Linked DNA regions of Mus musculus: region 1 is linked to region 2. Evidence: chromatin loops called from intact Hi-C (ENCODE). Cell type or tissue: heart. All regions are shown on one strand. Each heading gives the region's core, and the rest is flanking DNA. Links, peaks and the distances in the headings are about the cores only.

Evidence for each region. Hi-C counts contacts between places; a loop is a spot of excess contacts. Peaks named below come from ENCODE experiments on the same cell type or tissue, not always from the same donor. Only the 100,000 strongest peaks of a DNase experiment are listed, where the experiment ranks them.
Region 1: a loop joins it to region 2, with 8 times the contacts of the local background. A loop is called at or near these places in 7 of 42 quality-filtered maps.

The regions. Positions count from the first base shown.
Region 1 is chr11:37,045,191-37,048,110 of GRCm38, reverse strand. It overlaps a transcript of Tenm2 not described here. Among named protein-coding and RNA genes, the nearest start is that of Gm51890, 58 kb to the right of the region's middle. In heart, for the core only: a CTCF peak has its summit at 1,237 (motif pointing left); no DNase peak of the experiment used is centred there.
Region 2 is chr11:37,184,854-37,187,773 of GRCm38, reverse strand. It overlaps a transcript of Tenm2 not described here. Among named protein-coding and RNA genes, the nearest start is that of Gm51890, 200 kb to the right of the region's middle. In heart, for the core only: a CTCF peak has its summit at 1,450 (motif pointing right); no DNase peak of the experiment used is centred there.

The DNA.
Region 1 (2,920 bases), core at 165-2,664, 140 kb after region 2:
CCAGAATTCAGTGTGGACTCTGCCTTTGCACTCCTTCTTCACTGTAGACATAATATTGCTCTCTTTGGTAGCTGCATGGCTCTTCCATCACTGCCTGTGAGTGCTAACTGTCAGTTCATCACTGAAGCGTTCCCTGACCTGCATATGTATGTGGTCTTTACTACTACTTGCTGTAGTGCTTTCCAAAGCAATCATGTCAGGCAGGGCCAAAAATAACAAGTGGTACATTCCGAAAAATTTTACTGTGGGGAGGTTTGCAAAGGAGCTTTGCAGAAATTATGTGTAGGGGTAGAGAAGCAACAGGGCAATATCCCTCCTTTAAAGTCCCATGCACTTGCAGCAGTGTACAAATAGAGGAAAGAGAGTGAACAAGGGATAGAGCAGATGAAACAAGCCATGTTCTTACCCAGCTTATAACTGAACATTAAGAAAATGTCTACTCATAGATGTGGGGTTCAGAAAAGCAGAGCTCTCTCTAAGCCTGAAGCCCCAAGGAGACTGAGGTAGAGCTAGAAGACTACCTTTATCTTGTCTGACCCTAGGCCCTTTTCCTGTTGCAGCTCACTAGGCAAACCCAGTAGATTTCCATGACACAGGAGGAATCAACTCTGCAGATCTCTTTCCTATCAGACAGACAGGAGCAAAGGATGGTAGATAATGGGTTAGGAGAGAGATTAAGACAAAACCATCAAGGAATCTTTACCAAGTCTTATTTTGCTTGACACTTGGAAAGGTGAATGTGAATTCACCTGTGCCGCCAGGTCTCGTGGCATTAAATATGATTCCTTCTACCTGGAAAGGTTAACCCCTTAATGTCTACACTGTCTCACAAACTGATAACTCTTCTCCAAATAACAAAAGGAAAGTCCCTCATACTGAATAATGAATGGGTGGGCACAAGCACTTGGCAGAATAGTAACTTGACAAACGGAAACACTCTACTTCACAGGGCAGTGCTGAGATGGGTATTTGTAAGAGGATCTTTTCAATTTTGTTTTTGTTTTTGTTTTCTGAAGACACTCAGATCAGTGTGCCTCATATTCAGAGATGGTTACAATGTAAAGCATAGATGATGTGCTAGACGTACTGGAGAGAAGATCTCTTTTTAAAGTCTAAAGCCAAGACTCAGCACTTATAAGCACTGGTCCAGAGAACTCAGATTGGATTCCCAGCATCCTACCTGACAGCTCATTAACCTCCTGTAATGGAACTCCAGTTCCGGGGGATCTGATGCCCTCTTCTGGCCTCCTTGGGTACTGCAGGTGCAGCATACATGCTGGAAAAACATAAAGGAAGTATAAAGGAAAATAAAACATGCAGAACCTCGTGCATTAGGTTCGCCCGTTTTTTTTTGTTTGTTTTTTTTTTTTTACATGTGTATGCTTACACTCTGCCTCTTGATGGCAATCAGTTTTGCCTAAAAATTGTTATCTAGATTTGGAGGCATGGACTGAAATGTGAGCAATGTGTTTTCAGTGGGACTGTGATGGTCTCAAAATAGAAATGGGGAACATATCGTGTCTATGGTTTTTATATTTGACGTCCGTAAAAGAAATCTCTGTCTACAGCTTACATGATCTTATCTCTTTGTGAGTTAATTTGAACTCATCACTGATTTTCTCTAAAATCTAGGCCAGGGTCTATGTGTTTGCTCTTACTGAGCAGGCTCCGTGTCCCAATCTTTGGGTATAAAAGGCATTGTACACTGTACATGTGGACAGGACTTCTTGTATCTTAGTGATGTTTGATGAAGCTTCATCTAGGAGCCGATCCCAAACAACCCACAGATCTGAGTGCTTTTGCCAACTATACTAAGTCTACTTTTCCAATTTGATCCTCCCTTTTTCTCTACATTGCTACAGGAGATAGTTAGAATTCAAAAGAAGACTTGCTCATTCAAGCGCTTCCTCTGCAATAATTATTTTGAATCTTTAAATCCTGACCTGTACTGGTTGGGGGTCCCAGATGGGCTGGGCGAGGCTACCTGTGTGGATAATTGGAAGGCTCCTCTGGGTACTGCCTTTTTCTCAACACAGCTCTTAATGTCTCTGTGACAATGAACAAACTTTGAGGACAAGAGGAAGCAAAGGTGATTATTATGACCAGGAGCATGTGGGAGACTTGACTCTCTTCTGTGTGGACATCACACTTGTCTGCCTAAGTTAATGAAGGAAGAGTAAAGATGGGCTACTTATCATTTTAATACAGTTTTGAGCTCCCCAAGAGAGGGCTCTCATTTGTCTCAAGGTGATGGTGTGTGTGTGTGTGTGTGGTGTACTTAAGTTGTCCAAATGATAAATAGTGCCCTAGGTAAGTTGCAGGACTATATATGTAAGAAAAAGTAATATTGCTATGGAAAGTTTTCAGATAAAGTAGAATCCAATTTTGTTTTTGAAAGGCTGTGATGAATGTTAACAACTCTATGGCCAAAATGCCTTTCAGACACATCTTAATCTTTGTAATGGTGTCTATGATTTTTAACATAAAATATACAACAATGCAGACAAATCTTGCCTTTAAAAAACATTTCAGGCAACAATTCGTTGATCTGGTTTTTTTTTTGTTGTTGTTGTTGTTATTATTATTTCTTTTCCCCTACCCCTTTGAAATAAAAACAGGATTAAATGTGCAAGGCAGTAATGCGGATTCAATTTTGTAGGATTTTTTGTTCCTACCGTTCTGAGATTGAAAAAATGATTTCCTTCGTTTTCTCACAATAAACTACTGTGTATTGTATTCAAAGAACAATAATGGAAACATACCCTGCGTGTAATATGTCTAAACACCCACAAATAAACAGTGATTGAGATTAATGCACCTTCAACTTGTGCTTATTCTCCTGTGCTTATGTAAGCATGAAGATTTAATTTTCCCTGTCACATGAATCAGATACCTCCTGCGATCTGGGGGGATTTGTTTT
Region 2 (2,920 bases), core at 293-2,792:
AGCTTTGATTGAGTAACTCCCACCCCACTGTGATGTGGTAAATTCTAGTATGAGAAATAGAGTTAAAATATTACCTTCCTCTCAAGTATACTATCTAGTCACTTAAACCCTTGGCCTTAAATATTAGTCATACCTCATGTGTTTTTCTCATAGAAGGTAATAGGGAACAACCTCTGAATTTAAATGTTCCCTTTTGCCCTCTGATGACTCCACATGGTCACATTAATATTTTAGTTTATCTGAACCATTCTGGCAGAGCAGATATGGGGCAGGTAGCTCCCTATCTCTACTATCAAATGTCTACCCACTCACTTCAGATCCACATTCAGTCCTGGAGTCCAAAGAAGTGAACAACAACTCTAAAGCCCTTCTTTACTGACCTTCTGATAGCTGGCAAGTCACTTTTTCTGCTAAGACCCAGTCTGTACATCTCTAAAGTCACAGTAGTATTTCCATCTTCATGACAAAGTTATTACTGCCAATGGAGATGGCCACCATTGCAGAATGTTTGTCTGAGATCCTGTGGCCAGGGCTTTTGCTTGTTCTCACAACCTTCATACAGTCAGCACCCCAGGTTTATTATCTTCACAAACACCTCTCCAATATCCAATCAACAATCTTTATTTTAATTTGGTTTGCTTAAGCTTCTGCCTAAGATCAATGTACGGCAGGTGCGATTCAGGGACCTGGCTGAACCTTATTAAGGTACTAAAACCTCTCATCCCTTTCTGTCTTTAGTGTCCTGAGGTAGAAGCAGCCACCTAGGTGAGTTACCTGTTCTACATTTTGAGAAAGACAGTCAATAGCTTCTCAAAATCAAAGCAGTGAAATTTTACATCTCCCAGAGAATCACTGAACATCCTGTATAGATGATGATTTTCTAACGCCACATTCCAGGATCACATGACTGACTGCCGTTTTCTACACGACCCATTTCTTCCTACTCATCGCCGTCTCAAAAGCTCACACCTCTGATTGGTGAATCAGTGCAAGCTAGAAGCCAGCTTGGTTTTCTTTGGCGTCTACGAAACCATATTAATTAGTTTACACCCCTAGATGGTGAAGACTTGTAAATGGAAAACGATAGAAGAGAAGCCAATGTCATTCCTGCATTTTCCTCTCATTTACCTGCAATGGGTTAGCCCCTGACTAGCTCACACACTCTCTCCTGTTACTTCCACCATGTCCTCTGTGTTTTCTAGGTATCCAGCTTTATTTTTCTATTACTTGCCCAGATCCTGATGCCAAGAACTGTGGGGCTCTGTCCTCTACGGACTCACTCTTTTCCTCTTCCCTCCCATTTGTTTGTTTCATCTTCCTGACATTTCTCTTTCCCCCACATTCTAGAGCCAGATCCTTGTTTACATCTTTGCCTCTCTCCTGGCTTCTGTCTCTATAGTAACAAAAACCTAAAGGAGAAACAAGAAATGCTGGGTTCTATCAGCAGGGGGCAGGAGAGTCCTGAGAAGAACAGGGAAGGAGCGCTACAGAAAGCCAGAGATTCCATCTTAATGTGTGAATGATTGCTGATGCCTGCTAAACACCTTTCTTCCCCATCGTTTACCTTCTCTTTCCTCTTGCTTAGAGGACCACTACCTGCAGTATCCTCTGGGGTGGAGTAAGATGTTAGAGCTGATGATCATAATCTCTGGTCGTCTAGTCTTGTTTCTGGCTGTCTACTACCTTTGCTTCAGACGCTGCTCTAGGGTTGTCTACCATGCAGAAACCTGCATGCCATCACTCCAGCAAGTCTTAACTTTGTAAACTTCAATGGGACCCAGGGACATGTAGCCTTTCAAAGTCATCCAGGCCTTCGGGATCTCTTCTCTAGAGAGGTGTCCCCGTACCCACTAAAACTGCTGTTTAAATATGGAAAAGCTCCGCCCCAGAAAAAGGGTAAGATCTTCTGAAAGGTGCCTCCCACAGTAGTAATTATCCCCAGAATCCCAGATATCTGCCTCATAAATATCATCCATTTGAGATACCCGAGGATATTTGTTTTGTCAGTTCAATGACTAATTTGGGGAAGCTTTGATTTCCACCAAAGCTATGACAGATGTTCAAGAGTACAGATTTTAAAAGTTCAGAATTTTGATAGACATCAATCTTGAGCCATGACTTCCATGTCCTCCTTGAATTAATAAATGTGCAGATGTCTACATGCTTGAGTCTCTGCCTCAGTTGTGAAATATATTTACAGAGAGATGTAATTAAAGTTACAGCAAGAACAAAATGAATGAGTTTCTCAGATCAGAGACCCTTCTTCAGCCTGCCTCATTTTATCCTGTTGCCTATTGTGAGTCTTGTAAAAAAAAAAAATGCTTTGGAGTCTTCGGGGCTACTTAGAACTGAAATGACCCCCAAGAAGGTCCATTTCACAGGATCAGGCTGTGAACAGCAGGGCATTGTCTAATCTTGCTTTGCCATAGTTAGAAGATAGATAGCCATGATTGCTGGATTAAAACACCCAGGTATGTGAGCATTAAATTCAATGTTTTGTCAGAATTCCACAGAGAACCAAGAAAAGGATATTAATTTTAAGTGAATAAGTACAATTTTACTCACGGTCTGGGGAATATTATAAGATTACAGGTATAGCTAATTTTAAGAACTTTATGAGCTTTTGTAGAATGCATACTCAAGGGTAAAACCAGCAAGAAATTGCATGTATATTATTGAACAACAAATAAACCACAGTAGAGATGCCGAGTGGTGCAACTGGAATCCTGCCCTTAGAATTTTGGTGGAATGCTGTCCCTCAAGCTTTATTGGGACCCATGTTCCTAGAGCCTTTGCTTTGGGGTTTTGTATTGTCAGCGGTAGTCATAAAAGAGTTAGGGTCATTGGTGGGAGGACTTTATGAAGGGACTGAAACCCCTAGAAAGTAAAATCATTGAAATAAACTAAACACCCTTGTGTT